Linked DNA regions of Homo sapiens: region 2 is linked to region 1. The links are chromatin loops, found by intact Hi-C in ENCODE. Cell type or tissue: heart right ventricle. All regions are shown on one strand.

What was found. Hi-C counts contacts between places; a loop is a spot of excess contacts. Peaks named below come from ENCODE experiments on the same cell type or tissue, not always from the same donor. Only the 100,000 strongest peaks of a DNase experiment are listed, where the experiment ranks them.
Region 2: it touches region 1 in a loop (2.1-fold over the local background); 3 of 110 quality-filtered maps call a loop at or near these places.

The regions. Positions count from the first base shown.
Region 1 is chr10:4,622,842-4,626,841 of GRCh38, reverse strand. No RefSeq gene overlaps it. Among named protein-coding and RNA genes, the nearest start is that of LINC00705, 31 kb to the left of the region's middle. In heart right ventricle, no CTCF peak of the experiment used is centred here; no DNase peak of the experiment used is centred here; H3K27ac peaks cover 374 bases.
Region 2 is chr10:4,532,561-4,536,560 of GRCh38, reverse strand. No RefSeq gene overlaps it. Among named protein-coding and RNA genes, the nearest start is that of LINC00705, 120 kb to the left of the region's middle. In heart right ventricle, no CTCF peak of the experiment used is centred here; no DNase peak of the experiment used is centred here.

The DNA of each region.
Region 1 (4,000 bases):
ATCTTCCACCACATCCAATTGTTAACAATGCAAGCTAACCTGAACGGCGAAATCAAAGTCAACTATGCAACCTCAAATTGAATGTCTTGCTGTATCCTTCTACAAGAAGAAATTTTTGCTTGTAAAAGTTCCTGGTCAGGTCAGTGAGGGAAGAAAGGAAACTGGCAGAGAGGGAGTCAGAGAGAAGAGAAAGAACAAACAAATGACCAATCGTCCCATTTACCAAATGCAAGGGCACAATCTAGACTGTTTCCAGTATTGAAGACCATTGCCTGGATACGTTTACTGTGCAAATAAGTGGAGATATAAAAAGAAAAATATTAGATTGGTGAAAAAGTAATCGCACCAACATAATGTTTGCAATTACTTTTGCACCAACCTAATAATTAAGAAAATATTTATAAGCTTAGAGTATGTGATTGCTATTCTTACTGCCACTACCAACAACTCATTCCTACTAATCCATTGCTTTCCAGAACAGTGATTTTATACTTTTTAAATGAGAGTGCAAGTAAGAAGGAGCAAAAATTTCCACAATCCAAAATCTCCTTTTCCCCACTTTTCTCTGAAAAAGATATCAGTGACACACAAAGAAATGTCATGTCCAAAGAAATTTTTGGAGAGATAATGTTAAAACTTTCTTCATAATGAGATAAGGATGCTGAACAATTTTGCCGTCACACACACATGTTTAAGAGCACTTAATGCAAATTGATAAAATCACATTATGGATTAACCAAGTCAAAGTGCTTAACTTGAAAATGATTAGAGTGTACTATTTAATTTTTTTAAATGGAGAGCTGCCATTTTAAACCCCAACTTAGGAGAATATTGATACAAACAAGAGCCAAGCGTCCTACAACTGCAGGGTTTCCTCCCTGGCATTGACTAGGAAGCTGCGTTGTCCCCCAGCAGTGAAGTAGGTGGACTTTATGGAAGGTTTGTTAATTGGAGTCCTCTATGAACTCCACAAAAGTGCTAATTTTAGTTCAGGAATAATACATTTTAATAAACCTTAATAACTCAGTGATTCAGTTTCAAATGTATGGGCTGAATAGCCCTTATCCTACAGAAAAAGAACATCAGTGGAATGAAGTTATTTGCTGAAAACCATACTAAAGGGGTGAGTTGACAATATTTTTCTTGATTAAGAGAAGCTGTGTAGACAACCATGAGACTGTCACTGTACTTTGGGGCAGGATCTGCAATCAAAACTATACTGAATAGGAAACATAATGCATCATATTCCTCCCATGCATCTAGCACAACTAATACATTATTTTATGAAGTCACAATCTGGAAATCAGTCTTCAGAAAAAATTCCATACCCATCCGATTGCTTTAAGATTTTAAGTTTTTCCTGGACAGAGAAAGGAAGTTCTGGAAGGAACACTCTGGTCATTCAAGGCTTTGCCCTGCCCTGTAGTGGAAGCCAGACCTTGGGCCAGGGCTTTCCCTCCAGTCCTTAGTGCGGTCTGCTTGTTTAAAGGAAATTTGAATTACAAGAAGGGCCAGGCAGGAGTCAGAAAACAAAAACAAATAGCAAAACCAAAAAGCAAATAGCACATCAGTTTTTGAGTGTGCTGGTGAAAGGCACAAGGACGAGAAGTGTAGGGGGCAGAGAACACTGGAGCAGCTCCGGGATAGCAGCTCCGAGGAGCACCCAGAGAAATGTGGTGACTTGGAGGCTGATTCACAGCCTTCTGTCCCCAAGGGTACAGAAGGTGAAGCCAAAGAGAGATGGCTTATTAGTTAGAAGAATACAAGTAACATTGTCTTTTGCTTTTACCCAATTGTCTGAGAGAGAATTTTATGATAAATAGTTTTCTTAGGGGGAAATTGATGTGACGGAGGTTGTGTTTCACACATTTCCAGCCCAGTTGTGCTCACTTGAAAATTCAAAGCAGGAGCAGAAGGCAGTTCCAAGACCCCAGTGAGAGGAAGAGGGGCTCACTTTTCAAAGCCTGAGCCTTTGTGAGCAGTGGAGGTGGGGACAGGGGCACAGAGGGAGGGAAGGAAAACAAGCATCATCCTAGCAAAGACATAAGAAGAAACAAGGGGGAAAGAAATTTAACAGCTGCTGTTAAATTACACACAGAAGTGTGAAATATGGGGGAAAGCGAGCAATGTCTGAAGAACATTTTTGGAAATTTGAGATGTGTGAATGACTATGTCACCCCCTGATTCATCACTTGAAGAAGATCTAAAATAAATGGATAGATTATTTTCCAAGAACATTAACTTTAGATGATGATGTCTTTAGTGTGATGTTGAGCTGAGACTGACCCTGGGGAGACCCGGCTTTGCAGAGCCTACACACGTGTTCATTGATGAAGCTTCCATAAAGAAACGTTCTCAAGCGTAGTCATGGCCGCCCATGTCTATCCTTCATCTCTCCCCAGGTCAACCAGCCGCTCCAGATGCCCTTATTTTGTTGATGGTAGCACTAATTTTCTAGCAAAGAAACCATGTCAGCAGCTTCCTGATTGTCCTGAGCTTGCCATCTTATTAGTCCTATTGCCAGCAGGGGAGGGGAGAGAGTTTGTGATGATTTCACATTGAATAAGTATGGTGTTGGAATTTATAATCAACATTAATCATCTTTAGTAATGCTGACTGTCCTCTGAAATGCAATTTCCTCAGGTAGTGTGTTCATGGAATACTGCTACGGTGTCATATTATTACACACATCCTTATATGTAGCAATTTTAACAAATTACATTAACATAAGAATATTTGTTAATTATGCTATAAGTTAAATCTTTTAAATAAGTGTGTCAAATGTCTTATCCCTGAGCTGAAAGTGCTCCCATTATCCAAATGGTCATGACTTTGCAGATGATTCCAAGTATTCTTTAGGGATTGCATCACTGTAACCTTATGTATCCATTCATGGTACAGTTGTGAGAAGTAACTCTCTTGGTTTTATGCAACTATATTTATTATCTTAAGGTTTATTTTTGAATTCCTATGCCCTATTATTTAACCTCTGTCTCTTTTGCTTCCTTTTATTCATCACAGTTTTATTTTTTATCTTCTTTCAGGAACTCCCTAGCAATTTGGTCTTACATCTCTCTTTTCTTTGATAGGTTCCTGTATTTTCTATCTCACTAGCAGTCACAATTTGTGGACTTGGGAATTATGTCCTTCTACAATTCCTGTAATGATCACATGCCTGCTGTTTTCGAGTCAGAATCAATGTTTTCTGGCTAAATATTATTGCACATGTCAGAAGTTCTTAAGTTGGTATATACCGTCATACAAACAGCAATGACCAAGAATTCAAAACGCCCAAGTTTTATGCCTGACCTTACCCATGAGCCCTTGTGTGAGCTGCTACGGACATGGTGTCATCAGCTGTGGGATGAGAATAGTCACATTTACCTCACTCCTCTTACACATCTGTCGTTAGAGACTTTTTATGGCGATGTAAGCTTGCTGATCAATCAATAATTGTTTCACAATCTGTATTACTGGCTTACGGTTGAAACCTATCTGGATTTAGGAGAAGCGAGAAACCAGAAGTGATACAGAAACTGAGAAAAAAAAGAAAAAAAAAAAACAACTTGCATTTGGCAAATAGTCACAAGCACACTTCTCAAACATAAAAACATCAATGTAGGTATTTTCTGTGCAAAACTAAATATGTAAAAAAATAAAAAAGAAAGTTAAAATAGGTAAATGGATAAGTGGCAGAATCTTTTCTACTTGAAGACAAATGGACTTTTTTTTCATTATAGAAGTCATTGTGATTATAAGAAAAGTGATCTAAAATGTATTAACAGAAATGCCAGTTTTTTTCTTCATTTCATTATCTGAGTCAAACACATTCTCTTTACATTTTAGAGGTGAGTTTGATTCCTAAAGCATATTCTGCTCCAAATTGTATTCTACTTATTTGCAACCTAGAAACTCATTTATTAATTCCTACAGAATAATGATGTTAAAAGTTTTTATAAAGAAGCTATAAAATTGTCAAGAATAGACAATCATTTTGAGA
Region 2 (4,000 bases), 90 kb after region 1:
TAGCTAACCATCATCTAATTTCTATGCTAAGTAATTATGAATGAGTTTGTTGTAAAGTTCAAATAGCAATAGATAGAGAAGAACAATGAGTTATCAAATTATTACAAAAAAATGAAAATTTATGACATGGCTTTATAGGATGAATTAATTGCTTCTACAAATCTGTTCTTGCCCAATACTGATTTCTCCAAATGTTAGCCATATTCAGATGGATACTATTGATATCAATGTTACACTAAATGTAGATGCTCAAACAGATATGGTTGTTTTGTTGTAAAAGAACCTTGGCCGAGGGACATGGATAGTAGTAAAAAAGCTAAACTTTCCCAAAGAGAGGCCTGTGCTTTGCCTTTGCCACCCAGGAGGTCATCTCTAAGCTCTCAGAATGTCCTGTCTGATAAAAGTGTCTTTTGTACCTGGGAGTCTTGGTCCACACCAGATTGTCTAACAGTGTGATTTTGGGTGTTGCTTTGGGCCATGCAGTGTCACCTCAATGTTGGGAGGGGTTGGACTCTAAAGATGAGCCAAGCAGGTGTTTGTCGATGATGTGTATGTGGCCACTCTAGACACAAGGCTTGGGACCTTCTTTGGTTGGCAGCGCTCCACGTAAATCATACCCATCATTTCTTGGAGACAGCACTGCCCACAATCCCACTGGCAGAGGGCGGCTGCATACCTGGGAATCTCCTGGACTCTGCTCCATGCACCTCTTCCCTTGGCTGAGTTCAATTCATATAATTCTGCTGTAATAAACTGTAACTGCGAGTATCACAGCTTCCAGTGAGTTATGTGAGTCCTTCTAGGAAATTATCAAGCCTGAGTGTGGTATTGGTGACTCCTTAACTTCACAGAAGTATGCATAATTACGTATGGAGTACTGCTGCCAAAAAACACATACTTGAATCTAATTATGAGAAATAATTGACAGATCCTGAATGTGGAACGTTTTATAAAAACAATTAGCTGGAACTCTTAATTATGCCAAAAATCTGAAATGAATAAACCAAAGAGGTGGAAAGATTTTTTCTAGTATAAAGAGTTATAACACTCAGAAAACTGCTTCTCCTAACCACAGAATAAAAGTCTTTCTGTTCAGATAGTTTAGGCCAATGTAGGTCACATGCCCACCCTTGGACCAATCAGATACACCAAGGGATGGCTGTGCATTGCCTGGCATAGGCCTGAGTTTATGAACCACTCCTGGTAGAGTTCATGAGGTTGCTCTGGTTTGCTCAGCCTATGCAGAGACTACCCTGGGAATTGAGGCTGGGGTCATGTTTCCTTATCACATACACTATAAGGAGGAAAAGAGCATAGGCAACACCTCTATCCAAGGCATACCCACACTTTATTCTGATTTTAGGTTCAAACATACAGAAACAGCCAATGTCCACCTACTTCTAAAACTCAAGTGACACTACAAACATAGAGGTATGTTATGGTACTTGGACTCCAACCACAGAGACCAAGTTTTAATATAGGTCAACATAAACCAAATGCTATTGCGACAACGAAAGATGAATAATAGCTATTTAAAAATCATTAATTAACATGGCTTGGCAACAGACACTTTTTGTCTAAGATACCACTAATATTGATTAAAAATATCTGTAGCCCCTGGTAGCATGCTTCACCATGGGTAATCTTCTCCCTCCGTTTCACTCATATATATATATATTTTTTCCTAACAGTTGGCAGGTAAGAGCAAGTTTGAGATATGTTTCAAATTTCTAGGTCCAATTTAGCCAAGAAATATCTAATTCATTTTCTTGCATCAATTTCTTTAAAAGTCGTACTCCCTTGAATCCTTTTTTTTTTTTTTTTAAGATACAGGGTCTCTGTCACCCAGGCTACTGGAATGCAGTGTTGCCATCAAAGCTCACTACAGCCTTGAACCCTTGGGTTCAAGTGATTCTCCCACCTCGGCCTTCAGAGAAGCTGGGACTGACTACAGGCATGAGCCACCATGTCTGGCTATTTTATTTTATTGGTAGAGATGAGGTCTTACTATGTTGTCCAGGCTGGTCTTAAACTCCTGGCCTTAAGCAATCCTGCAAACTCGGTCTCCCAAAATGCTGGGATTACAGGCTTGAGCCAGCGTGGCCAGCCCCCTTCTATTTTTAAAATTGGTTTTAGAATCCTAGAATTTTAGCATTAGAGGTCATCATAATGACTATAACAAATCAGGATATGGGCAAAACACAAGTCAAATCAATCGTATACCATTCTACTGGCATCAGAGGCTAAGTGTAGCCTTCTCCATGAACAAAACCTGAGAGGTGGTTCACAGAGTAGGAATTTACTCAGGTTTGCCCTGGGCCATGGCCTGCCAGGGTAACTAGAAATTAATCTAAACCTCAGTGGTGGGGTTTAATCTGGCCATAATTTTCTTTCAGCCTACAAGACAGTCTTGATGGTTGCTGTTCTTTTATTTCTCTTCATGCAACATAGAGTTTGACAGTTTAATTGATCCATCTGTATTTCTTAGGTCAAAGAGATATTCCATTGCTAGAACATTTTTTAGAAGTTTTAATACACATTTCTATATTGCTTTCTTACCTTGACCCTCCACCCTACGATCTGTTCTTTTACACAAAAAATGAATACGTGAATTAAAATTTTGATTAACAAACCAACAAATAGTAAAACACTAGCTTTTCTTAGGCAACAGATGGTGCAATCCTTGTAAGACTGCTTTCCTGGGCTGTGAACTCAGGACTTGCCTGTGGACAGGCTGGGCTTTTGACTGTAGAATTATTTACTCCGAAATGACATGCACGCACGGGCTTGTTCCACTTCCCTTCAGCCACATTTTATTTACCTCACTCTTTGCAGCATATAATATGGCATGATGGAATTCCAAAGAATACCTATCTCTGTATAGCCTGCAATAAATTTTCGTGAGGCATCATTCTGAAAAGATAAATGTATATGCTGATAACACTGTAAATGTGCAGTGCCCAAGAAACAGATTGGAGGCTTGGATTTCGCATATGTGTTGTCACATGTATGATATTTCCTGATTTGTTATGGTCATGAAGATGACCTCTGATTCTAAAATTTGATGATTTCAAAAAATAATAGAAGAAAATAGAAGTGATTTAAGAGAGTATAACTTTTTAAAAATTGGGTGAAAATAAATAGATTAGATGTTTCTAATGTTTAGGTTGGACCCAGAAATTAAAAACACATCTGAAACAAAATAATATTAAAAACAAAAGTAAAAGTAGGAATTAGAAATGCACATTAAAATAAACTAGGAACATCTTAGTTTAAAGAATTCAAATATATGATTGGGAAATACTAAAAAAAACCATCAGATGATTAGCAAATTAATATAAAGTTTTAAATTACATGAACCTAGGACTACAGCCAGGAACGATGCAGTTGCCACATGGGGTGAAATGCTGAGATCAGAAATGATAGATTTGTTGCCAGCTGAAACAACTCCAATAGCTTTTTAAAATTTTGTGATACTCACTTAATAATATAAAAATAAAAATGACTATTATTTTGAAACATTTTATTAGAAATAAATTGTTAGTAATGCTACTATTTTGAGTAATTATGGCTCTGATTAGCCCAGAAGAAAATATACACACTAAACTGGTTTTATTTTTAACGATGAAAAATGTTTTTTTGTTAAGATAAAAAGTTTAAAGTCATCAAGCTTTAAAATATTGTCTGAAATTCAAACATTAGGAAAACAGACTAAAATACACCATGAAAGTGGCTCATTTTCTTTTATTGGGGGATTATACATTCTCTATAAATCCTCAAAATACAAGTAAATGTCAATTTGTAATAGTTCTTTGCTACAAAATGGAAGACTGGTCATAAAAGAAAATGAAACACAGATATCTAGCGTTTCCAGGGGAACACTTGAGTAATATGATGAATAATGTTAGTGAAATCCATTCTGGGAAGCATTTTTGTAACCTGATTTTCTCAGTAAACATAAAACATTGACATCTCCATCTGACAAACGCTCATATCAATG